2 separate regions of the Homo sapiens genome follow, and region 1 is linked to region 2. Evidence: chromatin loops called from intact Hi-C (ENCODE). Cell type or tissue: heart left ventricle. All regions are shown on one strand. Each heading gives the region's core, and the rest is flanking DNA. Links, peaks and the distances in the headings are about the cores only. Region 1 has its middle 14 kb from the start of PARTICL. Region 2 has its middle 30 kb from the start of SH2D6.

Region 1 (16,307 bases), core at 3,156-11,155, 76 kb after region 2:
TATTGTGAGGTGAGTGTCGTGGCACTACAGGTCCCAAATCATATGGGGACTCTGCTCAGCACCCTATGGATTCACAACCACAGATTCCCACTCCTCACACTCCAGCTACAAAAAAATATATTGTATAGACATATATATGTGTGTGTATGTGCATTTTTTAAAAAGCATTCGTGCTTATGCAATATTAACCCACTGGTATTTCAGAGATGGTGACAGAGGTCCCATCTGGCACCCTTAGTTTCTTTGGGAATCAGCATTCCTTTATCAACTCACCCTGCAGACTTGGTTTAGCAGCAGAAACCTATCCGGCTCTCCCAGGCACCGGCTTTGGCCCTTCCTGCACAGCCTCGGAAGTGCCTGGATCACCTCCATCAGCAGCTATCGACCTCTGTCTGAAGTCCAAGTTGTTTGCTTACCTTTCCTGGGCTGAGTCATTAAAGGAAATGTATTAGTTTACTTTTTCAACTTCTCTATTCTCTAGAATTTAGCTTCCTTATTTTACACACGAAAGGATAAAGGAGTTATACTGGATATTTTGTAGCAGATTGGGGGTGGGGGGGCGAGGGTCGGGGGAGACAGAAGGAGGGCCTAATCTGCAATAGAAAAAGAGAGAATGATTCTTGTATTAATGTTTGTTTTTCATTTATTTATTTTTCCTGCATGATCATGTTCACCATCATGTCCTGAAAGGCAACACCTACAGGCAAAGAAGATGTGGAAGGGCCTGCACCACCTGATCGCCATCATCCCTGCCCTCTGGGGCCTGGCAATCCAGTTGGGCAGCCTGCACAGAATGACCTGTATTTTCTGGGCCAGGACAGAAGTCAAGAGGAAGGGGAGATGCACAAAGGCCAAGGTAGTCAGAGAAGGTTTAGATGAGAAGAGGCCCTGAAAGGTGGTTGGGACCTGGAAACAGCAGAGTGGTGGGTTCTGGGCAGGGAGATGCCCAAAGTGCAGCTGTGGCAGGGCATGATGGCTCACGCCTGTAATCCCAGCACTTTGGGAGGCTGAGATGGGTGGATAACCTGAGGTCAGGAGTTCAAGACCAGCCTGGCCAATATGGTAAAATCTTGTCACTACTAAAAATACAAAAATTAGCGGGGCATGCTGGCGCGTCCCTGTAATCTCAGCTACTCCGAAGGCTGAGGCAGAAGAATCGCTTGAATCCAGGAGGCGGAGGTTGCAGTGAGCCGAGATCATGCGGCTGCCCTCCAGCCTGGGCAACAGAGAGACTCCGTCTCAAAGAAAAAAAAAAAAAAAAAAGAAACAAAAAGAAAATGAAGCTGTGGAGGCCAAGACAGGCTGGATGTGTCTGAAGAACGTGGCATGTTGCGGGGCTGGGAGTGCAGAGAGGGGATGATAACCTGGGAAGGCAAAGCCTTGTCACAGAGCAGGCACTTGAAACCCATGGTCTTTCGCCAGCTGCAGGGGTCCTGAGCCCTGAAACTGTCCTTCAAATGGGGTGTGTTTGTGTAAGCTTCTGCAGAGATGGCCATAGGAGTCAAAGGAGTTTGGGGAGAGATTCATGTGCCTTGGCTAAATGATCTGAATTTTACTCTGTGGAAGCCAATGAGTTTGAGAGTGGAGAAGAAGCGAGGTATCATGAGAAAAACAGTTTTTAGATGTGGGTTTTGTTGTTGCTATTCTTTTAGTTTTTATTTTTATTTATTTATTTTTTTCTGAGATGGAGTCTTGCTCTATCAGCCGGGCTGGAGTGCAGTGGCGCGATCTCAGCTCACTCCAACCTCTGCCCCCAGGTTTAAGCAATTCTCCTGCCTCAGTCCCTGGAGCAGCTGGAACTACAGGCGCATGCCACAACGCCTGGCTAATTTTTGTATTTTTAGTAGAGACAGGGTTTCGGCATGTTGGCCAGGCTGGTCTCGAACTCCTGACCTCAGGTGATCCGCCCGCCTCAGCCTCCCAAGGTGCTAGGATTACAGGCGTGAGCCACCCCGCCCAGCCTAGTTTTTATTTTTTAAAGATTAATCCAGGAATGGTGAGTTAGAATGGGGAGGAACTCAGACAGGGAACTTTTAAGTTTCAGTCCCTTTTGGTATAGGCATGACGTGGAAAAGGCCCCAAAACAATGAAGGAATGGGCAGGAGAAACATCAGAAAAGATGAATTGGCAAGATTTTATGACTGCATGTGATCGGAGAAAAAGAGTGTGCTAGTGACCCAAAGGTGACTAAGATTTTAGCTTAGGCAAGGTGTAACTAGGTTTCTGCACAATACTAGCTTATTTCTATAAGTTACTGTTTTGGGTTTTTTTGTTTTTGTTCTTTTTTTGAGACAGAGTCTCGCTCTGTCACCCAGGCTGGAGTATGGTGGTATGATCTTGGCTCACTGCAACCTCCATATCCCAGATTCAAGCGGTTCTTGTGCCTCAGCCTCCTGAGTAGCTGGAATTACAGACATGGGCCAACTCGCCCGACTAATTTTTGTATTAGTAGAGATGGAGTTTTTTCATGTTGCCAGGCTGGTCTTGAACTCTTGGCCTCAAGTGATCCATCTGCTTCAGCCTCCTAAAGTACTGGGATTAGAGGCATAAGCCACCGCTCTCGGCCTAACTTACTGATTTTAACAAGAGGTTTTGCTTACAAATTGTACCAATCACAATTTCTGGAGGATCATTTTCTTGAAGGATCAATGTGCCTTCTCAAAAAGATGTATGAGTGGTCAATAAACTGAGCTCCTTCCTAGACAGAAAAGTTATGCCAGGATACCCTATCGAGCTGACAGTATCAAAATAGGTCAGTTTCCAGGAGAAAGTCACGAAAGGCCTTAGGGATTCACTCACTAGTTTTCACTATTACATCCTTCTTTTAAATTATTATTATAAAGACAATGTGTAGAGTAGAAAAAAATAGAAGAAAGGATTCTACTTTTGGCTTTGGCAAATAGATCCCTGAACAATCCTACTGACTGAAGTAACAAAATGCTCAAAAAAGTTTAATATTTATTGAAAGCCTACTACCATCAAAACAATTTTGAATTTTAAAACAATGAGGTGTTTTTCTTTTTTTTTTTTTTTGAGACGGAGTCTTGCTCTGACTCCCAGGCTGAAGTACAGTGGTGCAATCTTGGCTCACTGCAACCTCCAGGTCCCAGCAACTCCTGTCTCAGCCTCCCAAGTAGCTGGGATTACAGGCACAAGCCACCATGCCCAGTTAAACAATGACTTTTAAAAAAATTGAGACGAGGGTCTCACTATGTTGCCCAGGCCGGTCTCAAGCTCCTGGGTTCAAGTGATCCTCCCACCTTGGCCTTCCAAAGTGCTGAGATTACAGGCATGAGCCACTGTGCCCAGCCAAAGCAATGATTTTTAAAGGCAAGCTATAATAAGGAAATTAATTTTTTAAAATTCCAATTTCACTTAGTTGAGGAAATATTAAAACCTTTATTAGCTTGAAAAGAAAATAAGTGGATTAGTAAAAAACACTGCTTGTTTCCAGATACCTGTTTAGTTTTCACTGGGATGTTTTGGCTTTGGGTCAACAGAGTTTGCTCTTGTCTGTATGGCTCTGAGTGGTGCCTGTGAGATGGAGAGAACACCACAGAGGAGATCCCCCTAATCACCTAGGCCAAGTTGTCACCTTTTGCTCCCAGAAGTGTGGCCACTGTGGTACAAGCTGACAAGCTTCTCCCTGGCCCTGCCTCAGAGTCCCTTTCCAACAGGTCTAATAGACCCCAAAGATGAATGCAGCAGGGCCTGAGGCTTGGGACTACATGGGAAGGTGGAGAACTCCTCCGGAAAATCAATCGAACATCATAAAGATAAGCTGATAATGTGCAAACTTTAGGACCCAGAAATATCCCCAGAGAAACTCTTGACCATGGACCCCAGTAGTCACACACAAAAATGTTCATAGCAGCATTTGTGTGGCCAGGCATGGTGGCTCATGCCTGTAATCCCAGCACTCTGGGAGGCCGAGGCGGGTGGATCACGAGGTCAGGAGTTCCAGACCAGTCTGGCCAACATGGTGAAACCCCGTCTCTAGTAAAAATACAAAAATTAGCCGGTCGTGGTGGCAGGTGCCTATAATCCCAGCTACTCGGGAGGCTGAGGCAGGAGAATCATTTGAACCCAGGGGTGGAGGTTACAGTGAGCCAACATTGTGCCACTGCACTCCAGCCTGGGTGACAGAGCGAGACTCCATCTCAAAAAAAACAAACAAATAAACAAAAAAAACATAGCAGCACTTGCCAGTAATAGCAAAAAATCTCAAGGCCAGGTATGGTGGCTCACGCCTGTAATCCCAGCACTTTGGGAGGCCAAGGTAGGTGGATCACTGAGTCCAGGAGTTTGAGACCAGCCTGGGCAACATGGTGAAACCCTGCGTCTAGAAAAAAAAAAGAAAAATTAGCCGGGCATAGTGGCACACGCCTGGGGTCCCAGCTACTTGGGAGGCTGAGGTGGGAGGATTGCTTGAACCCAGGAGGCAGAGGTTGCAGTGAGTCATGATCCTGCCACTGCACTCCAGCCTGAATGACAGAGCAAGACCCTGTCTCAAAAAAAAAAAAAAAAAAAGGCAAACAACCCAAATGTCCATTGATAGGAGAACGGAGAAGAAAACAGCAGAAGGGTCACACAGTGGAATATTAGAGAGCTACAGCTGCAGCAAAGAGATGTCACATACATCATGTGGAGAGGTGAGAATAGCAAACTGAAGAATACATGCAGTATGATTTATTTTATATAATGTTCAAAAGCTTGCAAAAACAGCATATTGTTTACAGATGCATATTTTGGAGGTAAAATTATGAAGAAAAGCGAGATCATTATAAACAAAATTTAGGAGGGGGCTGGGATGGAGAAGGGCATGCAAAAGGGCTTTAACGGTGTTGGTTGTAATCTGTATCTTAAACTGGGTGTGGGTAGTAGGGTGTCCAGTTTTTATACTCTGTTCATGTGATCTCTTCTTTTGCAAGCATTTAATATTTAATTAAATTTTGAAAAACTAGATGTGGCAGAGGTCTCCTGCAAAAAAAAAAATTACAAAACGTTATCCTCCTAATCCCAGAACTCAAAACTCATCAACTCTCTCTGTTTAACAGTCAGACAAACAAACAAACAAAAGGACCAAGTTTACATATAGAGCAAATATAGATGGAGAAAAATGACCCAAGTGCCCGAGTTTCTCTCTCTTCTGGATCACATTTGTCTTTTAGCAATTTTTTTTTTTTTTTTTTTTTTGAGATGGAGTCTCACTCTGTCACCTAGGCTGGAGTGCAGTGGCTCCATCTCAGCTCACTGCAACCTCCACCCTCCAGGTTCGAGCAATTCTCCTGCCTCAGTCTCCCGAGTAGCCAGGACTACAGGTGCGCACTACTGTGCCCAGCTAATTTTTGCATTTTTAGTAGAGATGGGGTTTCACCATGTTAGCCAGGATGGTCTCGAACTCTGACCTCAGGCGATCCACCTACCTCAGTCTCCCAAAGTGCTGGGATTGCAGGTGTGAGCCACCATACCCAGCCTAGCAATTTTTAAAAATATTTCATTTAGGCCAGGCACAGTGGCTCACGCCTGTAATCCCACCACTTTGGGAGGCCAAGGCGGGCAGATCGCCTGAAGTCAGGAGTACAAGACCAGCCTGGCCAAAATGGTGAAACCCCATCTCTACAAAAAATGCAAAAATTAGCTGGGCATGGTGGCAGGCATCTGTAATCCCAGCTACGTGGGAGGCTGAGGCAGGAGAATCGCTTGAACCCAGGAGACAGAGGTTGCAGTGAGATCATGCCACTGGCACTCCAGCCAAACTCTGTCTCAAAAAAAGAAAAAAAAATCATTCATTATTGTAGTCACAAATACTTCTTCAGCATCTCATAAACCAGGCAATAAAGATAAACAAGGACAGATGCTGCACAGCAAAAGCACTGGAGGCTGGAGGAGCACAGGGCAGCCACAGGCAACTGGGCCTTGGGACATGTACTTCATTTATTTATTGTATTTTTTGTACAGATGGGGTCTCGCTGTATTGCCCAGGCTGGTCTTGGACTCCTGGACTCAAGTGATCCCACCTCGGCCTCCCAAAGTGCTTGGATTACAGGCGTGAGCCACCACTACCACTGGGATACGTACTTTAGAGCAAGCAGTGGTCCCTAAACTTTTTGGCACCAGGAACCAGTTTTGTGGAAGATAATTTCTCCATAGACAGTTTGGTAAGGGGGATGGTTTGTGGATGATTCAAGCACATTACACTTATTGTGCACTTTCTTTCTTTCTTTCTTTTTTTTTTTTTTTTTTTTGAGATGGACTCTCGCTCTGTCGCCAGGCTGGAGTGCAGTGCCGTGATCTTGGCTCACTGCAATCTCCACCTCCCGGGTTCAAGCGATTCTCCTGCCTCAGCCACCCGAGTAGCTAGGACTACAGTTGCATGCCACCACACCCAGCTAATTTTTGTATTTTTAGTAGAGATGCGGTTTTACCATGTTGGCCAGGCTGGTCTCGATCTCTTGACCTTGTGATCCACGCGCCTCAGCCTCCCAAAGTGCTGGGATTACAGGCGTGAGCCACCACGCCCAGCCTGGGCACTTTATTTCTATCATTATTACATTGTACTATGTAATGAAATAATATACAACTCACCATAATGTTGAATCAGTGGGAGCCCTGAGCTTATTTTCTTGCAACTGGATGGTCCCATATGGGGAGGATGGGAGACAGTGATAGATCATCAGGCATTAGATTCTCATAAGGAGCACACAACCTGGATCCCTCACGTGCTCAGTTCACAATAGGGTTCCAGCTCCTATGAGAATCCAGTGCTGCTGCTGAGCTGACAAAAAGCAGAGATCAGGTGGTAACGCAAACTCTGTTTGCGTACTGGGAGTGGCTGTAAATACAGATAAAGCTTTACTTACTGGCCTGTGCTCACCTCCCAATGTGCAGCCTGGTTCCTAACAGGGCACAGACTGGTATTGGGGTGACGGATTGGGGACCCCCTGCTTTAGAGAGTAGTAAGAGCAGATGTTTGTTGCATGGCAGGCCATATTCTAAGCATTTTACATATTCCATACAACATGTAGGAATTCACTGGATCCTCACCGTGCAACAATCCTAATGAGGTAGGTGTTATCATGATCCCCATTTCACAGAAGAGGAAATTGATAGGCACAGAGGGGTCGAGTGACCATCCATAAGGTCACACAGCTTGTAAGTGCTGAACCAGGATTCAAAGCCTGACACACTGGTGTTCCTGACCACCACACTCTGCTGCCCCTCATGCTTCCCTGAGAAGGTGACACTCTGGCTGAGACCTGAGCGATGAACACCAGTCAGGCAGCAATAGAGGAAGGAGATGGATGAAAGTTCAGGCAGATGGGGATGGATGAAAGGTCACCTGAAGGTCATACAAGGAACTAAAATAAACATTTAGCTGCACAGAGTGTGAAAGATCCATCCAGCTGAGAACAGTCCTCCTTCGTTTCTTTCTTTTGGACCTTGGCTGAGAAGGGCAGTGCAGGGATGAGGCGAGGTTTGGGGGAGGTGGTTCGAGCTCTGTGATCATTTTCTCTGGGTGAGAGGCAGACCTCGGTGCCAGGATCTGAGGGCTTCTAAAGGCCCTGGCAACAGCTACCAGGGCTCCTGAGAAAGTCCCCAGGCATCCAGGACCCTGCAGGCTTGGCAGCCCCTCAATCCCCTCTTGGCCTTGTTTCCCAAAGGACCCAACATCAATCAGGCACAAGAGCCTAAAACACGACCTAGCAAACAGCTGGCAAACTATTTTTAAAATCCAATTTAAAGTTGTATATGTATAAGCTCCAGTGGATTTCTCTGGGGAATTCTATCTTTCAAGTGGAAATTTTTTTTTAAGTCAAATAAGGTAATCTCTATTTTGATTCCCATCAAACCCCAGTGCGGGGCCCTGCAGCCAACGGTAAGTGCTAATCCACTTTAAGCACAAGCAACTCAGAGCTTGGGAGTCAGCGAGCCTCCAGGATCCACAGAGAAAGGTCAGGACTGCTGATATTTATCGTGTTAACGCTGTTAGTGTGTGTTTGGCTCTGTCCAGCACAGGAAAAGAAAGAAAAGACATGAATTTTGCCTGCTGGAGTGGAGAAGAGCCAGGCTTCTGGGATCTGCCCATGAGTTGTGCAGCTCCCTAAACCTTAGATTCCCTCTAGCCCTCTTCCAAAAACATAAATGTATAAATAGAGGAACCAAAAGAGACAAGAGCAGAGAGCAGGGTTCTGAGGCAGGAAATGGAGCAGAGAGAGCGAGAGGCAGGGCAGAGGGATGGGGAGGCAGCAGGCCCAGCACTCCACAGCCTTCTAGGCTAAGCTCAGCCACTGCCTTTTTTGTGATTCTGCAGCCACCAAGCTTAGGCCTCAGGCGCTGATGGAGAGATAAAGCATCGTGTGACAGGGCCAGCAGCACAGTGTACCCTGCAAGGTCGGCAGCTCTTTGCTTCTCCCAACAAACACCTTTTTCTGCATTCAGCCACCCAGATTTATTTGTCTCGGCTTTTCATCTTTCTGAGATCTAAAGTTACAAATTGGACAGACAGAGCTAGAGAAGGATTTCTCCTGCATTTTCTTCCCTACAGTGTGCTCTGCAAATGTCATTGCTCCTGCCTCACGGTTTTTGTCTAAACACAAACAAAACACAAACTTTAGGGTAATCTAAACGGACCCTTGGCTACCTAGGGGGTCGGATCTGCCGTGGCTACCCTTTCCCCCACCCTGCCCCCACCAGAGGCATGTTCCAAGCAGGCCAAGGTATTGAGACATTGGGAGGAGAGAGCAATGCTGGACAGACATCCTGGGGTGGAGGGGAGAGGGTCCCAGAGTGAAGGGAGAGAACTGGAAGGAAGCTCCCGACAGAAATGCTTTGTAATTTGCCTACTGTGGAGGGGCCCACAGAGGTTACAGGAGGCTGCTTTCAAGAAGGAAGGCAGTTCCACTGGGAGGGGAGAAGGGCAGGGAGCCCTACCTGCCCCTTCTGTCTGCAGTCATGATGTATGTGACCATAGTTTCACCAGGAAGTTCATGTTCAAGTCTAACCATTTAAAAAGCCATTCTTGGCTGGGCACAGTGGCCCATGCCTGTAATCCCACACTTTAGAAGGCTGAGGCAGGCGGATTGCTTGAGTCCAGGCTTTCAAGACCAGCCTAGGCAACATGGCAAGACCCCCATCTCTACAGAAAAATACAAAAATTAGCTGGGTTTGGTGGCACACACCTGTAGTCCCAGTGTCCAGCCAGGAGCACAGAACAGTCATCTGTGACCCCACTCCCTCCTGGTTTTCCTCTCCCAGGTCTGATCACTCCTTCTCAGCCTTACTGCCGGGTTCCTCTTCTTCCGCCCAACCCTTAAGGGTAGGTGATCTCTAGAGTCCCACTCATTTGGCCTACACAATTTCCTCATATCGAGTTTCAACTGCCACTTTCTCTGATGTTGCTGTCTTCAAAAGCAAACTGCTCTACGTCTCATCTACCTCATCCATCTTCAACCCAGAATTCTTGAGCACTAGATCCATAGATCTACTCAATGTGTTCACATGCAGCATGTTCCTCAACTCACCATTTTCTTTTTTTATTTTTATTTATTTATTTATTATTTTTATTTTTATTTGAAATGGAGTTTCGCTCTTGTTGCCCAGGCTGGAGTGCAATGGTGCAATCTCGGCTCACTGCAACCTCCGCCTCCTAGGTTCAAGTGATTCCCCTGCCTCAGCCTCCCGAGCAGCTGGGATTACAGGCATACACCACCACATCTGGCTAATTTTGTATTTTTAGTACAGACGGGGTTTCTCCATGTTGGTCAGGCTGGTCTCAAACTCCCGACCTCAGGTGATCCACCTGCCTCGCCTCCCAAAGTGCTGGGATTACAGGTGTGAGCCACCACGCCCGGGATTTTTTGTTCGGTTTTGGTTTGTTTGTTTTTTTTTTGAGACAGAGTCTTGCCCTTGTCACCCAAGCTAGAGTGCAATGCGTGATCTTGGCTCACTGCAACCTCCGCCTCCCGGGTTCAAGCGATTCTCCTGCCCCAGTCTCCCGAGTAGCTGGGATTACAGGCTCGTGCCACCACGGCTGGCTAATTTTTTGTATTTTTAGTAGAAACACGGTTTCACCATGTTGGTCTGGCTGGTCTCAAACTCATGACCTCAGGTGATCTGCCTGCCTCGGCCTCCCAAAGTGCTGAGATTACAGGTGTGAGCCACCGTGCCTGGCCTCAACTTATTATTCTCAAAGCTGAACTCATTATTTTCTTCCCCATCCTTTTCTGGTCTTGAACTCTCTCTCTCCTTCTGAGTGTTCCCTTGGGCAGAATTGCCATCCACTCAGTCACCCAAGGCAAACGCCTGCACTGTCTCCTTAATCCCTCCTTCTTTCTCATTCGTCTCATCCAATCAGGCACCAACGCTGTCAGTTTGTCTTTTCAATAACTTTTCCTATCTGGGGCTGCCCCTCCACCCCCACCATCACCTCTTAAATTTGAGCCCTGCTCTGTTGCAGAAATCTTCTTACTGGTCCCCTCGACTCTAGTCTCTTATCTCCTCTCCATCTTCCAGGATGCTTCCCTGGTGGTCTTCAGAAAAAACAAATGATTTGGTCACAATGCTTTCATTAATGCAGCTAAAAAACAAGGTTGTCCTATGTCAGAACAAACCATAATCTCCCATCTGAGGGATTCCTCTTCTCTCTCTTCGTTGTCTGTCCATGTTCCTTGTCTGCTTTCAAAATATTTATTTATTTTCGCTGGGTTCGGTGGCTCACGCCTGTAATCCCAGCACTTTGGGAGGCCAAAGCGGGCGGATCACCTGAGGTCAGGAGTTCGAGACCAGCCTCACCAACACGGAGAAACCCCGTCTCTACTAAAAATACAAAAATTAGCCAGGCATGGTGGTGCATGCCTGTAATACCAGCTACTCGGGAGGCTGAGGCAGGAGAATCGCTTGAACCCGGAAGGCAGAGGTTGCAGTGAGCCGAGATCTCACCACTGCACTCCAGCCTGGGCAATAAGAGCGAAACTCTGTCTCAAAAAAAAAATTTTTTATTTTAAAAATACGTTTTTAAAAATTAGACTTACATTCACCTAGTATAGAAAATTCAAATAATATAGAAAAGTGTCAAACAAAAAGCAAAATTTACCTTCTCCCTCCAGTCCCCAGAGCCACTCTCCAAACGCTACCACCATTTGTTTTGAATCGTTCCTGAAAAGTCTACATATACCTGTATACCTCTTTTTAATCTAACACAAATGAGATCATATTACCTTGCATATTGTTTTCTGGCATAACGTATTTAGAAGTTTCCCTATCAACATATATACTTCTACCTCCTATTTCAGTGATTGCATACTTTTCCATTACATGGATATATTTAACCAGTCTCCTGCTGATGGATGTCTAAGTGTTTTCCAGTTTTTTGTTATTATAATGTTGCAGTGAACATCCTTGTACATGATTTTGGCATAATTTTGCCAGCAAAATTACCACTAGGGCAAATTCCTAGTAGTAGAATTGCTGAATCAACCAGTACCTGCACTCAAAATGTTGACAGACACTGCTAAATTACCCTCCAGAAGACCTGAATCTGTTTGTACACTCCCAGCAACAAAGTATGAGGGTGTCTATTTCTCCATAGTTTTGTAAATACTGGGCATTACAAAATTTTTATTTGTTTTCCAATATGATGAAAAGTGGAAACTCATTCTGCTTTACATTTCTTTGACTATGAGTGAGGTTGAATATCTTTTCACATACTTATTGGCTATTTGTATTTCTTGTAATCTGTTCACATCCTCTGCCTGTATGGTGGTTACTTTATGAGTCCAGGTGTCTGAACCATTGTCTATTGTCCTAGGGAAGTTAATAGAGTGATAGAACCCCATGAATTTCACCTTTTCACAAGTAGGAGCCTCAATCAATCAAAGAAGATTGAACAGCCCTAAAATGCTCAAGTAAGGGATCGCTCCCGGTGCTTTCTGTCCATTGGTGCTTGGCTGACCATCTGACTGCTTGAAACTCCTTGATCATCCAGAGCTTTCAAGTTGGAGCAGTCACCATCTTCTCCCTTCTCCCATTTGGTGCATAACATCAGGAACAGGTGGCAAGGGAACTGACCAGGTCCAAAGCCACTTGTCTCTTTGGGAAATAACTGCAGCAGCACAAATCAATAAGCTTTGACCCAGTACTTCTACTCTGACCTATTACTCTACTTTGGGAAATCTTTCCTAAAGAAAGAATTCCAAATATAAAAAAAACTTCTATGCACAAGAAGTTCATTTACAGTGTTGTTTAAGTAATGGAAAACTAACTTCAAACAGCCTGTATGTCCAACACTCAGGAATTGCTCAGAAAATCCTTTGAATTTATTATCACGGAGTGCTTAATGATCACGAATATAAAGACAAGGTGATGACAGAAAAATGCTAATAATACAATGATTTAACTTTTGATGAAACTAATACATTTACACTATTTACCTATAAATATATTTAAATTATACTTTTTAAAAACCCAAAAGGGATGTTAACAGTAGTTTTGCTAACGAGCTGGCAGTATAGGTCGTTTTCTCTTATTTTTCCAAACATAAAAAGACAATTTTTGTAATTGAGATATAATTCACATACCATAAAACGCACCTTTTTGATGTGTATCAGTGATGTTTAGTATATTCATAGCGTTTTGTAACCATTACCACTATCTAATTCCAGAATATTTTTATCTTTCCAAAAAGAAACTCCATACCCATTAGCAGTTACTCTCCACTCCCTTCTTCCACCAGCCCCTGGCCACCACGAATCTACTTTTTGTTTCTATGGATTTGATTTGCCTATTCTGCCTTTTTTTTTGAAACAGGGTCTCACTCTGTAACCCAGGCTGGAGTGCTGTGGCACAATCACAGCTCACTGCAGCCTCAACCTCCCAGGCTCAGGTGATCCTCCCACCTCAGCCTCCCTAGTAGCTGGGACTACAGGTGTGTGCCAACCATCCCTGGCTAATTTGTGTATTTTTTGTAGAGACAGGTTCTCACCATGTTGCCCAGGCTGGACTCAAACTCCTGAGTTCAAGTGATCCTCCCATCTTGGTCTCCCGAAGTTCTGGGATGACAAGATGAGCTACTGCACCCAGCCTGGACATTTCATACAAATGGAACTATACAGTGTATGCTTTTTGTCACTGATTTCTTTCACTTAGCATAATGTCTTCAAGATTCATCTATGTTGGCCGGGCACGGCGGCTCATGCCTGTAATCCCAGCACTTTGGGAGGCCAAGGCGGGTAGATCACCGGAGGTCAGGAGTTCCAGACCAGCCTGGCCAACATGGTGAAACCCCGTCTCTACTAAAAATACAAAAAACTAGCCAGGCATGGTGGCAGGCACCTGTAATCCCAGCTACTTGGGAGGCTGAGGCAGGAGAATTGCTTCAACCCGGGAGGCAGAATTTTGCAGTGAGCCAAGTTCATGCCAGTGCACTCCAGCCTGGGCAACAGAGGGAGACTCTGTCTCAGAAAAAAAAAAGATTCATTCATGTTGTGGCATGTATCAGTACTTTATTCCTTTCTATGGCCAAATAATATTCCATTATATGGATATACCACATTATATTTATCCATTCATCAGTTGATGGACATTTGGTTGCTTCTACCTTTTGACTACAATGAAAAGTTGCTATGAACATTTGTGTACAAGTTTTTGTGTAAACATGTGTTGCAGCTCTCTTGAGCATACACCTAGGAGTGGGCCTGCTGGGTCATATAGTAACTATGTTGAACTTTTTGAGAAACTACAGAACTGTTTTCCAATGCGGCAGCACCAGTTTACATTCCCACCAGCGGTGTACATGTGTTCCAATTTCTCCACATCCTTGTTAACCCTTGTTAGATTCAGGATTTGTCAACATTTTCTCTCATTCTGTGGGTTGTCTTTTCACTTTCTTGACAGTGTCCTTTAACACAGTTTTTAATTTTGATGAGATCCAATTTAGCTCATCTTTCTTTGGCTGCTTATGTTTTTGGTGTCATTTCTAAGAAACCAAGATCATGGGCTGGGTGCAGTAGCTCACGCCTGTAATCTTAGCACTCTGGGAGGCCAAGGCAGCCCAATCACCTGAGGTAAGGAGTTCACCTGTCTGGCCAACATGGGAAAATCCCATCTCTATTAAAAATAATACAAAAATTAGCCTGGCATGGTGGTGGGTGCCTGTAATCCCAGCTACTCGGAAGGCTGAGGCAGGAGAATTGCTTGAACCCAGGAGGCAGAGGTTGCAGTGAGCCGAGACTGCACCACTGTACTCCAGCCTAAGTGACAGAGTGAGACTCCATCACAAAAAAAAAATCACAGGCCGGGCACGGTGGCTCACACCTATAATCCCAGCACTTTGGGAGGCTGAGGCGAGTGGATCACGAGGTCAGGAGATCGAGACCATCCTGGCTAACATGGTGAAACCCCGTCTCTACTAAAAATACAAAAAATTAGCCAGGCATGGTGGCGGGCGCCTGTAGTCCCAGCTACTCGGGAGGCTGAGGCAGGAGAATGGCGTGAACCCAGGAGGCAGAGCTTGCAGTGAGCCGAGATGGCGCCACTGCACTCCAGCCTGGGCAACAGAGAGAGACTCCATCTTAAAAAAAAAAAAATCATGGCAGGAGGCCAAGGGGCAGAGCCTGGCAGTGCCAGTGTTGGTGGCAGCAGTAGGCCTGGCATGGGCAGGATTCCAGGGAGAGCGCAGAGTCTGTACACACCAGGCCACGCCCACAAGGGCTACCCATCAGGTAACTTATGACACGTAGTTCCCAAGGCCCAGCCAGACTGCAGACACCATGAGTGTAGTCCAATCTCCAAGTAAGATTCTCAAACTAAAGGAATGCCTAGGACAGTATTGCCCCTGCATATAGAGTATCTCAGGACACTGAAGCTTAGGCTGGGACTGTGACAGTATCCACGATATGTGTGGGGGTGGGGGTGTCTATTGTGTATACTTTGCATATTTATAAAATAAAAAGTTCAGTGGTCCATCAGGTGACAAATGACTTCAGAAGAATGAACACAATGAAGCATGGGTTGGCTGTCCTTCTTTTCACAGAGGGCTCTGCAGTGGTGATGGCACCTCTGAGGCAGGTTACCTGGTATTTGGGAGCTTCCCCATAGAAGGTGTGCCATAGAAAATGCTTGCTTTGGCCAGGCATGATGGCTCATGCCTATAGTCCCAGCACTTTGGGAGGCCGAGGTAGGCAGCTCACCTGAGCTCAGTTGTTCGAGACCAACCTGAGTAATATGGTGAAACCCCCTATCTACAAAAAATATAAAAATTAGCCAGGTGTGGTGGCATGCACCTGTGGTTCCAGCTACCTGGCAAGATGAGGTGGGAGGATTGCTTAAGCCTAGGAGGTTGCAGTAAGCCAAGATTGCAACACTACATACAGAAAGACCATGTCTCAAAAAAAAAAAAAAAAAAAAAAGCCTGCTTTCCTTGCACTGGGGGAGCTCACTAGAATGAACCACTACTGCCTGGCTCCTATAGCCTGTTTATTCACCACACTCCATACCCTAGAGATAACTCACATTTGCTGCTAATCTTTTTTGGTTAACTTGCTGAAATAATTCTTACAAATTTTTACAATTTCAAATGACACGAGTTAGTACAGGAAAAGTATAAATCCCACCCACAGAGATACTCATTGTAAAGTTTGGCGTGCAGATTCCCAGAATTTATTCTATGAACCAAAAAAATATACACCTGTGGCTGGGCATGGTGGCTCATGCCTGTAATCCCAGCACTTTGTGAGGCTGAGGCGAGCAGATCACTTGAGATCAGAAGTTTGAGACCAGCCTGGCCAACATAGTGAAACCCCATCTCTACTAAAAATACAAAAAATTAGTCGGTCGTGGTGCCGGGCGTCTGTAATCCCAGCTACTTGGGAGGCTGAGGCACCAAAATCGCTTGAACCTGGGAGGCAAAGCTTGCAGTAAGCTGAGATTGCACCACTGTACTCCAGCCTGGGTGACAAAACGAGACTCCATATCCAAAATATATAAATTTGTTTTTTTCGTTTTTTTTTTTTTTTTTTTGAGGCAGAGTTTCGCTCTTGTTGCCCAGGCTGGAGTACAATGGCACAAAATCAGCCCACCACAACCTCTGCCTCCCAGGTTCAAGCGATTCTCCTGCCTCAGCCTCCCAAGTAGCTGGGATTACAGGCATGTGCCACCACGCCCGGCTAATTTTTTGTATTTTCAGTAGAGATGGGGTTTCACCATGTTGGCCGGGCTGGTCTCAATCTCTTGACCTCGCGATCCACCCACCTTGGCCTCCCAAAGTGCTGGGATTACAGGCGTGAGCCACCGCGCCAGGCTTTCCTTTC
Region 2 (16,307 bases), core at 3,222-11,221:
CTTTTATGTTTTTGAAACCGAGTATTACTCTGTCACCCAGGCTGGAGTGCAGTGGCATAATCTTGGCTCACTGCAACCTCCACCTCCCGGGTTCAAGCAATACTCCTGCCTCAGCCTCCTGAGTAGGTGGGATTACAGGTGCCTGCCACCACGCCCAGCTAATTTTTGTATTTTTTTTAGTAGAGACGGGTTTCACCATGTTGGCCAGGCTGGTCTTGAACTCCTGACCTCAAGTGATCCACCCGTCTTGGCCTCCCAAAGTGCTGGGATTACAGGCGTGAGCCACCGTGCCCGGCCAGTCTCTCCACTTTTAAAATGGGGCTAATAATACATATGTCTCAGGATTGTTGTGAGGATGAGAAATGATGTAAATAACATGTATAGGCTGGGCGCAGTGGCTCACACCTGTAATCCCAGCACTTCAGGGGACCAGGGTGGAAGGATCACTTGAGCTCAGGAGTTCGAGAATAACCTGGCCAATAAAAAAATCCCATCACTACAAAAAAATAAAAAAATTAGCTGGGTGTGGTGGTGTGTGCTTATAGTCTGAGCTACTTGAGTCTTCAAGGTTGAGGCTGCAGTGAGCCATGATCACGTCACTGCACCCTAGACTGAGCAACAGAGCAAGATCTTGTCTCAAAAAACAAAACATGGATTTAACATATACTTTGCAGCCATAGAAAAAGAATGAGATCATGCCCTTTGCAGAGACATGGATGGAGCTGGGGGCCGTTATCCTTAGCAAACTAACACGGGAACAGAAAACCAAATACCGCATGTTCTTACCTGTAGGTGCCCGTGCTAAGTGATGAGAACACATAGATATGTAGAGAGAAACAACACGCACTGGGGCCTATCGAAGAGGGGAGGGTGGGAGGAGGGAGAAGATCAGGAAAAATAGCTAATGGGTACAAGGCTTAATACCTGGGTGATGAAATAATCTGTACCACAAACCCCTTTGACACAAGTTTACCTACGTAACAAACCTGCATATGTACCCCTGAACTTAAAAGTTTAAAAGGTCCATATACTGGCTGAGTGTGGTGGCTCACACCGGTAATCCCAGCACTTTGGGAGGCCGAGGCGGGCAGATCACGAGGTCAGGAGATCCAGACCATTCTGGCCAACATGGTGAAACCCCATCTCCACTAAAAATTAAAAAAAATAAAAATAAAAATAAAATTAGCTGGGCGTTGTGGCGTGCACCTGTAGTCCCAGCTACTCGGGAGGCTGAGGCAGGAGAATCACTTGAACCCGGAAGGCAGAGGCTGCAGTGAGCCAAGATCACGCCACTGCACTCCAGCCTGGGTGACAGAGTGAGACTCTGTCTCAAAAAACAAAAACAAAACAAAACAAAAACCTGTATACTTAGCCTAATACAGAGCTTGACATGCAATAAGAGCCATCTGATTGGTACCTAATAATATTAATAACTGTGATTTGGCAAAGCTTGGTTCAGGTCACTTTTTTGCTGCATTTTTAAGGACTCAGTCTTTCCCAATATACACACATACTTATGACGTCTTTAGGCACTATAGGTACTGTAATAATTATTGTTGTTGTTTTTTAAAAAAAATTTTTTTCAGGGGGCTTTCTGGTAAAAACTGGAAAGGCTGCTAGACGAATACTAAAAGAGCTGTAACATTAATAATTATTGTTTTGTCTGCTCACCGGGCTTTCCTGTTCCCCTTCTGGTAGCACAATCCACTTCCCCCACTATAGATCAGGCATGTGACCTAGGTCTGACTGGGACCAAACAGGGCCCATGAAAACCTCTTGATGTTGAGAGAGAGAAGCCAGCCCTCTTTCCAAATCTGAGCTGCAAATGGCCACCTTCCCTGCGATGTGGATAGAGCAGAAGTGAAGCAAAGACAAAGAAAAAGAGTCTTGGAGACTTTGGGTCCTGCCCCAAAGCCGCAGCATTTGCCTTAGTGCCCCTTCCAGTTATGTGAGCTAGAAATTTCCTTTTTGGTTTAAGCTAGTGGGAATATGGCTTCTGATCTTTGTAAAGAAGACTCCAGGCCGGGTGCAGTGGCTCACACCTGTAATCCTAGTGCTTTGGGAGGCCAAGGAGGAAGGATTGCTTGAGCTCAGGAGTTTGAGACCATCTTGGGCAACATAGTGAGACCCCTGTCTCTACAAAAAAATAAAAAGAAAAATATTAGCAGAGGTAGTGATGTGTGCCTGTAGTCCTAATTACTTGGGAGGCTGAGACAAGAGGATTGCTTGAGCCTGGGAGTTCTGGGCTGTAGTGTGCTATGCTGTTCTGGAGTCTGAACTTAGTGGCATCAATATGGTGACCTCCCAAGAGTGGGTGATCACCAGATTGCCTAAGCAGGGGTGAACCTGCCCAGGTAGGAAACAGAGCAGGTTAAAACTCTTGTGCTGATCAATAGTGGGATCATACCTGTGAATAGCCATTGGCGCTACAGCCTGGGCAACATAGTAAGACCCCATCTTTTAAAAAGAGAAGAAGAGGAAGACTCCTGCCAGTACAGGCACACATGTCCTTGAAGTCCAGGGAGGTCAGGAGATTCGTCTGAAGCACAGAGCAGTTAATGGTAGAACGATTAATAGAACTTAGACTTGTCTGGTCATCTCTGAATTTACCATAAACTATACCATACATTCCATTGTTCACTCACAAATAATAATTGAGTGCTTACTATGTGCCAGGCACCAAACCAGCATCTCATTTTTCCTCTACATCTGCTGAAAGATTCTCCCTCCCCAGCTTCACTACCAGTCTCTAGGAACCCTTGAGTCAGGGGAAGACTCAGCCAGGTAGAGAAATAGCCTTTCTCTACCAGGATAGGGCCCAGCACACTCACTGTCTTCCCAGAATCAATACTCCCAGAACTCTTAAGTGCTAACGATGCAAGAGGAGCCAGCGAGCTACCCACCCACCTACCTCGTACTTACCTGCCTACCTACATTCCGTGGTTCTGCCCAGCATGGAGTAAGTCCTAGCCCTGGCCCAGGGACCCCAGCTGGGCCTCTGCCTGCACACCTCTCTGAGCAACTGTGCTCCTGTTGCCCTCATGTCTGCAGTGAACATTTTGGGGGATACTGAAGTTGTTTTCAAAGTGTTTTTGGGCTGGGCACAGTGGCTCGTGCCTGTAATCCCAGCACTTTGAGAGGCTGAGGTGGGCAGATCACTCAAGCTCAGGAGTTCAGGATCTGCCTGGGCAACATAGTGAGACCCTGTCTCTGTAAATAAATAAAAGTACTTTTGATCTAAATTCTCCTGAGTGTTCCCTTTCTTTACTTTGCAAAGCTGGTTGAAGAGAAAGAGAGGTGGCAGCAGCAGAAGGACGTCAGGACAGTAGTTTCCAAATCTGGTCCTCAGAACACCCATGAACCATGATGATGATCACCATGTCATCACTGGTGACAAAAAAAAAAAAAAGAGAGAGAGAAAAACACAACCTGTGGCATGAGCTTTTTTTTTTTTTTTTTTTTTTTGGAAACAGAGTCTTACTGTGTCACCTAGGCTGGAGTGCAGTGGTGCGATCTCAGCTCACTGCAACCAGCATGAGCTTTTTCTGTGCAAAACTATTCCATTTAAGGGCCATCTTTTAAATGGAAGTCAAGTTCTTCCTCCTTTCTTGATGTTAAACTATATTTTCTTGGCTGGGCGAGGTGGTGGTGGTTGGTATTCTCAACACTTTGGAAGGCCGAGGTGGGTGGGTCACCTGAGGTCAGGAGTTTGAGACCAGCCTGGCCAACATGATGAAACCCCATCTCTACTAAAAATACAAAAAATTAGCTGGGCATGGTGGTGGGCACCTGTAATCCTAGCTACTTGGGAGGCTGAGGCATGAGAATCGCTTGAACCTGGGAGGCAGAGGTTGCAGTGAGCTGAGATCATGCCACTGCACTCCAGCCTGGGCAACAAGAGTGAAACTCCATCTCAAAAATATATATATATATATATACACACACACACACACACACACATATATACGCATATATATGTGTGTATATATATTCTTTCAAGTCACTTGATTTTGCTGGGCCTCAGTTTACTCATCTTTAAAATGGGGTGAGACGGGCAGGGTGGTTGGCCTCAAGGATCCCTAAGGGCCTTTCCAACTCCAGTATTCCTACTGCCTGGGACTATGCCTCTCTCACAGCCTGGGCTGCCTCCCAACTCCCACCCTACTCACCCCAGCACCCTCTCCCCGATGCCCCCCACCAGCCCTTCTACTTAGCTCCACCAGGTGTGCCCTCCTAAGTGTCCTCTGGGGAGAAGTGCCCCTCCACCATGCACTCTGGATTCCCAGGAGATACAGTGGATAAAAGTCAAACATGGGTTTCAGACATTCTAATGTGGATTTGCCCAGCTTCCATGCAGCCGGGAAGTTGGAGGGACAGAAGGTGGGAGATGAGGAGCAAAAGCACAACAGGCACCAGGGTAGGGGCTGGGTGGGGAAAGAGCATTGAAAGAGAGGGAGGTTCTGGCTGAGTCATAATAGCATAGATTCCTAGGACATCTGAGCTGCTGGGCTCTGAGACTGCCTTGTCCTGTCTCCTCACATTATAGATGAGGAAATTAAGGCCCACGGAGGGGAGAGCAGTCTGTGAATGGAGGGGAGAGGGTAACTCCATTTTTCCTCTAGCAGCTCCTCAGCTAAGGGAAAGTCCTGCCTGTGGGAAGGAATCAAGGAAGAGAGATTGGGAAACCGAGGCCAGAGCACTAAGTTAGGACTGACCAGGACAAGGGCCCCAGGCTCCCATGAGCCCGTGTTCCTGCTCCCCCGCCTGCTTTCTGCTCCAGTCCCTTCTCCGGTCTCCCTTCCTTTGCCTGTAGACCTCAGCTCTGCTCTCAGGACATCCCAGATAGCAGCCCTCATGCTCAGAACACACTTTTCTTCCCAGGGTACATCCACTTTTGCACCCCAAGAGGATCCGGAGATAAAGAAGGTACCAGGCAATTCCAAACACTGGGGCTGGGTCCCAGGGAGAACAACTGAGCCAGGTGTCTCACCTGCGAACCTCCTGTCACCTTCAGCCCTGAGATGCAATGGCAATAATCCATGGCCACTTTGGAAGCCTCTCTCATACACTGTCAGCTTGCATCTGCGGCACCTGCAGCTGTTGCTGGGGGCTCATTTTTATATTTAATTTTTTAGAGACGAGGTTTCTCTTGCCCAGACCAGAGTGCAGTACTGCAATCATGACTCACTACAGCCTTGAACTCCTGGCTCAAGCAATCCTCCTGCCTCAGCTTCTTGAGTAGCTGAGACTATAGGGCACACCACCATGTCTGGTTGTTTTTTAAATATTTTGTAGAGACAGAATCTCACTATGTTGTTCAGGTGGGTCTCGAACTTCTTGGCCTCAAGCAATCCTCTTGCCTTGGCCTCCCAAAGTGTTGGGATTACAGGCATGAGGCACTGCACCCAGCTGGAAGATTGTTTTTAAAGCAGTGATGTCATGGCCAGAGAGAAACCAGCCCCACAGTTCCCAGATCAGCCTGGGAGATGTCCACAAACTTAGGAAGGCTTCCAGCAAAGAGGCCTTGGGCAGGCTGGGTGATCTCCCAGGCCCTAGGCTGTGCCTGCCCTTGATTGCACAGAATGTTCACTGCCTGGGAAGCTGGGAGCTGGGACAGCTGGGTGACCTGGAAATGGAGGGGCTGAGGAGCTCCAGGCTGGCCTGCTCCTCCTTGCCACCCTCTTCCTGATAACAACAGACAAGGCTGGGAGGCTCCTGGGAGCCTGCTGCCTAATTCCCAGGGCCTGGCAGCCAGCCCTGCAGCTGATGCAAGGCCAGGGGTGGGTGAGCTCAGCCTGTCCCCAGCACCCAGAGCCTCTTGCACCTGGTATGCCCTTGAAAATGCATCTGTTCATGCCCCCTCTGCCTCAGCCTCCTAGGGTCCAGCTCTATTCCTTCTGAAAGCGTAGGAGGGCCACCTAAGGATCTGGAAGCAGGCCTTGCTTGGGGGATGGGGTGGGAATTAGGCAGCAGGTTCCCAGAAGCCTCCTGGCCTTGCCTGTTGCTATCAGGGAGAGGGTGGCAAGGAGGAACGGGGCAGCCTGGAGCTCCTCAGACCCTCCATTTCCAGGTCATTTCTGAGCATCTCTGAGTCAACCCCGCACCTCTGCATGGGCAGCCTAAGAGCAGTGCGGGGACCACAGCCCCGCCTCCAGGGACCTCTGCAGTGGAATAGAGGGGCAGGGCTCCCTGCGGGCTCTGCCCCTCAGGGTCTGTCCACACCAGCCCACTTCCTCTTCCGGGAGAGGTCAGACAGCCCCTGGGAAGTCTCCAGACCTTCTTATCCCGTGAGAAGATGGACTTTCCTCCTCTGGCTCTCCCCTTTTACTGGACATGCAGGCCCAATGTAGGAAGGCTGGGGCCTGTCACTCTTCAACAGCCCTCAGGTGTCATCAGCTCAGGACCAGGATTCATTCAGCATCTACTTACTAAGAGCTCTGTAATGAGAATGTGACAAATAATAACTCGACGCATATCAAATGCATGCCTCATCTTACAAAGTGCTCTTGCGATTAGTGTTTTGAGGGATCCTAGTGACGATGCTGCAACGTAGGGAGGCCCTAGGTGGAGAAACTGAGGCCCAGGGAGCTGAAGTGGCAGCACCAGGAGTCACACCACAGGGTCTTCCCATATCCTCCTGCTACTTTAGTCCTGCCCCATACACACGCACTGAGCAGGAGGCAGGCTTCCTGCCACATGCTCGACTGTCACAGGACACCAGCTGGGACAGGGAGCAGAGAACAGTGTTTCCCATGGGCAGTGGTAGATGTAGGAGGCTGGGAGACCAGGACTTGTGGATTTAGGGTAGTTGCATGCCAGAGCCACAGCTGTCTGGGAGGGACTGGAGACAGGCTGAGGAGCAGGGAGGGTACCTGGAGCACTGGAGCTGTGCCTCCCTTTACCATAGCTGTTTGCTTAGACAATACTCAACTGTCCTGCTGAGCTCAGGCTGGCATCGGTAGGATTGGGTCTGTTGCCTGGGGATTGAGGCTGGCTACAGGACCGGCTCCTCCAGTTCTGGCCAAGGACCAGTGGCCGTGGCCATCACTGGACTCCTCGCTGATGCCAGGATTGAACAAGGCCTTTCCAGTCTGCCCATTGTATCTGGGGCCTGCCCTTTGTCCTCAACCCAGTCTGACCGTCTCTGGGGGACCACGCACCCACCTTCATGACTCCCGGCCAACCCTCCCAGCGGCTCTTGCAGCATATGCAACTACTGCTGCTGGTGAGCTCAGGCAGCTGGACTCATGGGCAGGCAAGAACATGGTGTCCTGCGCTGGAGGGCAGGCACAGGCTGTGCCAACTGCACCCACCTCTCCCAGACTTAGGCCTGGCAGGGAGGCCTGCAGTGTAGGCAAGGGCTCGCTGGAAAGAGCGATGAGGAGGCCCAGCCTGCTGAGCACTCCAAGTCCTCCTTCTACTCTCCTGTCCTTTCACTGAGAGGAGATCTAAAGAATAAAGTTTAGCTGGGCGTGGTGGCTCACGCCTGTAATCCCAGCACTTTGGGAGGCCGAGGCAGGTGGATCACCTGAGGTTGGGGGTTGGAGACCAGCCTGACCAACATGGTGAAACCCTGTCTCTACTAAACATACATAATTAGCCAGGAGTGGTGGCACTTGCCTGTAATCCCAGCTACTTGGGAGGGTGAGGAAGGAGAATCGCTTGAACCCAGAAGGTGGAGGTTGTGGTGAGCTGAGATCGCACCATTGCACTCCAGCCTGGGCAACATGAGCGAAACTCCATCTCAAAAAAAAAAAAAAGAATAAAGTTTAACTCCTGACTCTGCCCCAACCCTGAACCAATTCCTAGAACCTTGAATTACTTGAATCACTTTTTTCTTTTTTTTTTTTTTTTTGAGACGGAGTTTCACTTTCTGCCCAGGCTGGAGCGCAGTGGCATGATCTTAGCTCATTGCAGCCTCCGCCTCCCGAGTTCAAGTGATTCTTGTGCCTCAGCCTCCCGAGTAGCCGAGATTGCAGGTGCCCGCCACCATGCCCAGCTAATTTTTGTATTTTTAGTAGAGACAGGGTTTCACCATGTTGGCTAGCCTGGTCTTGAACTCCTGACCTCAGGTCATTGGCCCACCTCAGCCACCCAAAGTGCTGGGATTACAGGAATGAGCCACCGCGCCTGGCTCACTTGAATCACTTTTAAGTTTGAATTCTCTTTATTTGTTACTAGATATTACAATCACATTGTATTACATTTAAAAAGTGCAAAAGAGTATAATACAGAGAAAAACAATTCTCCCCCCATGCACCTATGGCTCAGCTGCCCCGTTCTCCACCCTCCAGGGGCAAGCAGTGCTACCAGTCTTTTGTATGTCTTTCCAAAGATAAGGCTTCATTAACCACTGAATTTTTTTATTATCTGAGCTCACACGGCAAGGTCACAACTCGCTTAACTCTTATGCTTGGGATGAGGAAGGACAAACTCCTCTGCTTTGAACATTCCTTGAGAACCAAAAGGCAATGACCAGAGACAGGCTCTTCCCATCACAGGCCCCCGCTCCAGTTCTCTCTCCCCTCACAGCCCTCCACCTGTTACCCCACTGGACGCCCAAGGCAGAAGCGAAGAACAGATGGTATTTTCCTCCTTGTTTCTTAGGAAAGTTGAGGATCCAAGAATTAAGAAGACTCAAGGTCACAGCTAACTGGGGCACCCTCAGTTTTTCATATCATTGCCCCACTTCCCTATTATCTTCTCTTTGCTTTGTAAATGACCTTGAGTTCTTAAATATCTCACCACAACTTGTCTATGGAGATCTCAAGAAGAGGGTCAAGGACTCTTCTTCTTGGGTCGTCTCTTATGAGCTGGATTTCGAGCTGGGCCCTAGAACAGCCCCTCAGCAGTGGCTGAGGATGCTGGCTGAATGCAGTGAGAGAGGGAAGGGGTCTGCTGTTCTTCCAAGGGCACCCCGAGGCCCTGCGGTTTCTCCCAGGACACACACACACATCCCTGGCCACCAGACCCACTGGCCCACGGGCCCTGTGCCTCATGAGTTCTTTTTCGTGCAGTTGGCTCTGTTAATGCCCCTGCTCAGAAGACCAAGGCCGTGGGTTGGCTCCCTGGGGGTGAGGCCTCCTGTGGTGAGACATTCTGTTCCTTGGCCATGAACTGAACAGAGTGTTGCACATTACAACAGGATGACAAAAAGAGACTGTCCCTGCGTGACATGGAAAATGCACAGTTCTCTAGCTGAAAGGGTGACTCCTCCTGCGATCCCCTCCTCCTTCCAGTTCCTTCTCACCCCACCTCTATGATCCGTGGGGATTTTCTGAGATGAGCCCTCATCTATTATATCTTCACATTCTGTCTTTGACGTAAAAGCTAACTTTAGTAAAGCAGGGCTTGGCTGGGCACAGTGGCTCACGCCTGTGATCCCAGCACTTTGGGCGGCCAAGGAAGGTAGATTACCTGAGGTCAGGAGTTCGAGACCAGCCTGGCCAACATGGTGAAACCCCATCTCTAATAAAAATACAAAAAAAAAATAAAAAAAATTAGCCAGGCATGGTGGTACATGCCTGTAATCCCAGCTACTTGGGAGGCTGAAGCAGGAGAATTGCTTGAACCTGGGAGGCAGAGGTTGCAGTGAGCTGAGATCACACCACTGCACTCCAGCCTGAGCAACAGAGCCAGACTCCGTCACGATAAAAATAAAAATAAAAATAAATAAAATAAAGCAGGTATCTCTCTAAACATCACAGAGTGCCTAGAAGAATCAGGTTCTCAGGAAGCAGGATAATAAGAAGGCTTCAGAGGGTATGAGCTGTGGCTGATTAGTAATGCAACAGGGACAAGAGGAGACTTTTATTTATTTCAGAGGACAGAAAGTAGCTGCCACGGCTGTTTTGTGAAACCAGGCTCAGTTCTAGGGTGGATCTGAGGACACCACTGGGGTGAGAGACTCCGGGAAGGGACCCATGAACCAGAGGGGCTCTGACTTGAGAGGATCAGAAGCCCGTGCTGCTGGAGGGAGAAGAACAGGTCAAGTCATGGGGCTGGAATCAGAGAGGGGATTCCCAAGGATGGAGAAGGGTGAGGGGATGGCTAATCTATGGTGTGACAGGCCATGGGTCACAAAGAAGGGATCTGGAGGCTCCATTTGGTGTTTCTACCACCTGAAAATTTGTGTACTCACCAAAGAACTCATCTGTTCTAACACCTGGGACCCCTTCCTGCTTCCTCATTCTGCCCAAAGTGTCACTGTACTGAAGGGCCAGGGTCTCACCTGACACTCACCAGGCTCCCCAGAGACCAAAGCTCTACTGTGGCTGTCAGGCCCCACCTGCCTACCTGGAATTCCATCCATGGTCTCCTGCCAAGTGCTGCTCCCCACGGCACCCTCATTGCCTGTTCCCTCCCGATTTTCACTGCAGGTGGCTGTGTGAGGGGGAAGAAGAAGACTGCTGGATTACACTGGATGGATTGGCCACTAAAAATGGCAGCCTCTGTCAGGTACAGTGGCTCATGCCTGTAATCCCAGCACTTTGGGACACTGAGGCAGGAGGATCGCTTGAGCCCAAGAGTTTGAGACCAGCCTGAGCAACATAGATACCCCATCTCAACAAAAAAAATTTTTAAATATTAATGGCCGGAAGTGGTGGCTGACACCTGTAATGCCAGTGCTTTGGAAGGCCAAGGAAGGCAGATTGCTTGACCTCAGGAGTTCAAGACAGGCCTGGGAAACATAGCAAGACCCCATTTCATTAAAAAAAAAAAAAAGATAAAAGTAAATAAAAAAAAAATTAATCAGCTGTGCTGGTGTGAGCCTGTAATCCCAGCTACCCAGGAGGCTGAGGCAGAAGGATCACTTGAACCTGGAAAGTGGAGGCTGCAGTGAGTCGTGATCATGCCACTGCACTCCAGCCTGGGCAACAGAGTGAGATCCTGTCTCTCAAAAAAAAAAAAAAAAAGGGCAGCCTTTCTTTAATATATCCATAATGACACCAGGCCTCCAGAGTAACTGCTAACAAAGTGCTTGCAGAATCACCCACCTATAGCATGAATTCAGTCTATCAACAACACTAGAAACAGAAACACAAGGGTTCACATTTTATTTTTTTAGAGACAGGATCTTACTATGTAGCCCGGGCTGGCCTTGAGCTCCTGGGCTCGAGTGACCCTCCAGCCTAAGCCTCCCAAGTAGCTGGGATTACAGGTGTGCTCCACCATGCCTGGCTGGGATCATGTTTATTAAACACATCCTTACTTGGCCTCTGAGACACCACCCTTTCTTGGACCTTCTTTTATGTCACTGGCCCCTCCTCCCCCATGTATATTTCTGGTTTCTCTTCATTTTCCTGGTGTCAAAATACTGCACGGCCGCAGGAGTCAGTCCTTCTCTTCTCTGTCCTTGTTCACACTCCAGGTGACCTCATCCAGGCTCATGGCTTTAAGATCAATCTCTCTATGCTGACCTCTCCCAAATTTGTATCTCCAGCCCTGACCTGTCCCCTGAACTCTGGGTTTGAATATCCAACTGCCTAATCAACACCTTGACCTGGGTGTCTAATAGACACAGCTGGCACAATATCCAAAATTAAACTTTTATTTTTACCCTAGACCTGCTCCTTCTGCAGCCTTACCAAACTCAGTAAACGATACCTTCACCTTCTCCATGCTCAGACCAAAACCAGACAAAGGACTCTTCCTTGACCTGTTTCATTTACTCACGATCGACATTAATAACCAGCAAGGCTAGACGTGGTGGCTCCTGCCTGTAATCCCAGCACTTTGGAAGGCCGAGGCGGGAGGATCACTTGAGTACAGGAGTTCAAGGCCAGCTTGGCCAACATGGCAAAACCCCGTCTCTACAAAAAATACAAAAATTAGCCGGGCATGGTGGTGCTTGCATGTACACCCAGCTACTAGGGGGGCTGAGGTGGGAGGATCACCTGAGCCCAGGAGGTCGAGGCTGTAGTGAGCTAAGATTGCAACCACTGCACTCTAACCTGAGTGATAGAGCAAGACCCTGTCTCAAAAAAGAAAAAAAAAAAATCAGCAAACCCTGTTGGCTCTACCTTCAAAATATACCCACCACTGGCCCTGCTGCCACTAATCCTAGCCACTGAAGTCTTGACCACAGCCTACCAGGCCTTGTGTGATCTGGCCCACTGCCACCTCCCTGGCTCCATTTCCTGCCACTGACTTTTCCCTTGACCCCTGCCACACTGGCCTCAGACACTGCAAGCCCACTCTTGCCTTGAGTGTATTGCTGTCTTCTCAGCCTGGAATTCTCTCCCCCAAAACACTCACAAAGCTGGCTGTTCTATTTCCTTCTGGTCTCTGCTCAGATGTCACCCCTCAGTGAGGCCTCCCCACACTACTTTAAGACGAGGAAATCTTCCCACACTCCACATTCTAGATTCCTCCTCTGCATTTTTTTCATATCATATATGTGTGTATGTGTGTGTGTGTGTGCACATGAGTGCACATATATAAAAATAAAATATCACAAATTTCCGAATTTCCTGAATTGGGCGATGATCACTCTAGCTACTTCCCGCTGGATAGGGGCAAAGAAGTCTCACTCCGTCCCTCAGGCTGGAGTGCAGTGCTGCGACCTCGGCTCACTGCAACTTCCACCTCCCGGGTTCAAGCAATTCTCCTGCCTCAGCCTCCTGAGTACCTGGGATTACAGGCATCTGCCACAATGCCTGGCTAACTTTTGTATTTTTAGTAGAGATGGGGTTTTGCCATATTGACCAATCTGGTCTTGAAGTCCTGACCTCAAGTGATCCGCTCACCTTGGCCTCCCAAAGTTCTAAGATTACAGGTGTGAGCCACTGCACCTGGCCTTTTTTTTTTTTTTTTTTTTTTCCCTGAGACAGGGTCTTATGCTCTGTTGCTCAGGCTGGAGTGCAGTGGTGGGATCATGGCTCACTGCAGCCTAAATCTCCCAGGCTCAAACCATCCTCCATCCTCAGCATCCTGAGTAAATGGAACTACAGGTGTGTGCCACCATGCCTGGCTAAATTTTTAATTTTTTGTTGAGATTGGGGGGGGTCTCACTATATTGCCCAGACTGGTTTTAAATGCCTGGGCTCGAGTGATTCTTCTGCCTTAGCCTCCCAAAGTGCTGGGATTACAGGCACGAGTCACTATACTTCTTCTTGGCTATTTATTATGTCCCTCTCCTCTCTAAACTATAAAAACTCCATGAAGATGAAGAATTTGCCTGAATTATTTCCTGCTAGAGCCTAGCAGGTAGAACAGTGTCTGGTACATAGTTCCTGTTAAAAGAAAAGCTTCAGCTGAATTAAATGTAAAAGCTGAGCAAAGAATGATTCCCAAATCAGGCAGCCTCCTGAGCCAGAGTAGGCCCACAGACTGCAGTGTAGCCACATGGTGGAAGAAGATTTATGGACAGAAAAAGGAAAGAGACATACAGCAAACGGAAGCGAGTTACAGAAACAGCTGGATTGGTTGCAGTTTTGCGTTTGCCTTATTTGAACACAGTTTGAACAGTTGGCCACATTTGAATGGCCAAAACTCGGTGATTGGCCCAAGAGTAGATTACAGTCTGTTTACGCTTCCATTTAGGCTGTAGTTCATGATGTACAGAGAAACCTTTAGGCCAAACTTAAAATATATAAGGAGGCCAGGCGCGGTGGCTCATGCTTGTAATCTCAGCACTTTGGGAGGCCGAGGCAAGTGGATCACCTGAGGTCAGGAGTTAAAGACCAGCCTGGCCAACATGGTGAAACCGCATCTCTACTGAAAATACAAAATTTAGCCGGGTGTGGTGGTGTGCACCTGTAATCCCAGCTACTTGGGAGGCTGAGGCAGGAGAATTACTTGAACCCGGGAGGCAGAGGTTACAGTGAACCAAGATCACGCCATTGCACTCCAGCCTGGGCAACAGAATGAGACTCTGTCTCAAATAAATAAATAAATAAATAAATAAATAAATAAATAAATAAATAAGAAAAAATGTAAGGAGGCAGCTTTAGATTAAACTTGATTTAACATTTCCTAGATACTAAAACTGTTGAATGGATGAGGCTTAAAGAGGCTAGATTAGTTTCCTAAGGCCACATAATTTAGTAAATGTTGAAACTCAGTGTTAACTAATTTTCCCAAGGTCACAGATTAAGGAGCAAAGGCAAAGCTGGGGTTCAAGCCCAGGTCTGAATTAAACATGGCATGAAGCCACAGAGCTTTCCACCTCCCCGTCCCCGTCCACCCAAGGCCAACACTAGTCAATGGCTCCCCTCCCAGATGTTCTCAACAGTCACCTTCCTGTCCCGCACCCTGCCCTTCAGCCTCTCCTTAGCGGCAATTCATTCTTCGGAAAGGTTTATGTTCATCCTATAATTATAACATAATACATGTTCAGCCTAGAAAACAAGAAAGAATGTTTAGAAAGCAGGAAGGAGGCCAGGCGTGGTGGCTCATGCCTGTAATCCCAGCACTTTAGGAGGCTGAGGTGGGCGGATCATGAAGTCAGGAGTTCAAGACCACCCTGGCCAATACGGCGAAACCCCGTCTCTAATAAAAATACAAAAATTAGCCGGGAGTGGTGGCGCACGCCTGCAGTCCCAGCTACTCGGGAGGCTAAGGCAGGAGAATTGCTCGAACCCAGGAGGCAGAGATTGCAGTGAACCAAGATCGTGCGACTGCACTCCACCCTGGGCAACAGAGCGAGATTCCGTCTCAAAAAAAAAAAAAAAAAAAAATTAGCCAGGCATGGTAGTGGATGCCTGTGGTCCCAGCTACATGGAATGCTGAAGCAGGAGGATCACTTGACCCCAGGAAGTCGAGGCTGCAGTGAGCCATGTTCATGCCACTGCACTCCCGCCTGGATGACAGAGCAAGACTCAGTTTCAAAAAAAAAAAAAAAATTATAACCTGGCCACTAGTCACAAATCCTGGGTTCTAATCTTCTAATCCCAACAGGAAGGAAGTAAAGGCATGTATATGGGCATAGAAAGACAGGCAGGCTTTGGCCAGAGGAAACAAAGAGGGTTGGTCTCTCCCAGTGTGTCTGGAGTTGGTTCCTTCTGATGGGTTCGTGGTCTCGCTGATTTCAATAATGAAGCCGTGGACCTTCACTGTGAGTGTTACAGCTCTTAAAGGTGGCACGGACCCAAAGAATGAGCAGCAGCAAGATTTATTGTGAAGAGCAAAAGAACAAAGCTTCCACAGCGTGGAAGGGGACCTGAGCGGGTTGCCGCTCCAGGCTGGGGGTGACCAGCTTTTATTCCCTTACTTGTCCCTGCCCATGTCCTGCTGATTGGTCCATTTTACAAACCTCTAGCTAGCCACAGAGTGCTGACTGGTGTGTTTTTACAGAGCACTGATTAGTGCATTTTACAAACCTCTAGCTAGCCACAGAGTGCTGATTGGTGCGTTTTACAAACCTAGCTACAGAGTGCTGACTGGTGCATTTTACAATCCTCTTATAAGACAGAAGAGTTCTCCAAGCCCCCACTCAACCCAGGAAGTCCAGCTGGCTTCACCTCTCACCAGCAGGGGACAGACAAGCAGGAAGGGACAAGGAGATCAAAGGGCAGGAGTGGAGGCAGGGTGGGGAGGAGGGGGAAATGGGACCCTGGGAGCAGTCACAGGTAAGATAAGGTAGGAGGAAGGTGTAGAGAGCTATGAACAATAGCTCAGGCTGAGGAATTTGGACCCAACAAAGGAAGCCTGAGAGTGGGCTGGAGACACTGCAGGTGGGGAGGCTGCTTAGGGATGATGAAGGGTTTTTAGCAGAGATAACTCAAAGAACAATGCAGTGTGGAGGTTACAGGACCAGGAGGAGTCTGAGATCACTCCCAAGGTGAGTGGCCAGTGACTGGGTGAAAAGTGGTGGCTCTTTGGAGGCTCAGGAAGAGGGAAAGGACAGGCTGGGCTCAATTCTGGTTGTTGAGAATTGGCTGGGAGCAGGTCTATGAGCTATGATGTCCCAGAGGAGACTGTCAAGATTATCAAGACAGATGTTTCCATGAGGAGACGCCGGTGAGGGAAACAGGGTGGAGGAAGAGGCACAGGACAGCTCTCCAGCGTAGACTTTCCACTGACCCCAGATCAAGCCTGCACTCCCCAGCCAGGTGTGCAGGGCCCTCCACATCCCAGGCCTACTCACCTCCTCCTGCCTTCTCTCTCACTCAGGAAGACCCTCCACTCCCAGGGGACTGTGCCTCCTCCAGCACTAACTCTTCAGCCACTCCATTTTGCTTGCCTCCATGGGCTGGGCTGCCATCTTCCTTGATGGTCTCCTGCTTCCCAGTCCTCAGCTGCATCATCAGTCCTGGAGCACCTGACGGGTGCTGGAGCACACAGCATAATCCCCACAAACAACC

The links. Peaks named below come from ENCODE experiments on the same cell type or tissue, not always from the same donor. Only the 100,000 strongest peaks of a DNase experiment are listed, where the experiment ranks them.
Region 1: it touches region 2 in a loop (2.0-fold over the local background); 58 of 110 quality-filtered maps call a loop at or near these places.

What each region holds. Positions count from the first base shown.
Region 1 is chr2:85,516,463-85,532,769 of GRCh38, forward strand. No RefSeq gene overlaps it. Among named protein-coding and RNA genes, the nearest start is that of PARTICL, 14 kb to the right of the region's middle. RefSeq lists a silencer at 10,727-10,918. In heart left ventricle, for the core only: no CTCF peak of the experiment used is centred there; a DNase peak (open chromatin) is centred at 7,899; H3K27ac peaks cover 1,525 bases.
Region 2 is chr2:85,440,331-85,456,637 of GRCh38, forward strand. It overlaps the pseudogene RNU7-64P and the pseudogene RN7SL251P. Among named protein-coding and RNA genes, the nearest start is that of SH2D6, 30 kb to the left of the region's middle. RefSeq lists enhancers at 5,812-6,461, 6,462-7,112, 14,714-15,703. In heart left ventricle, for the core only: no CTCF peak of the experiment used is centred there; no DNase peak of the experiment used is centred there; H3K27ac peaks cover 993 bases.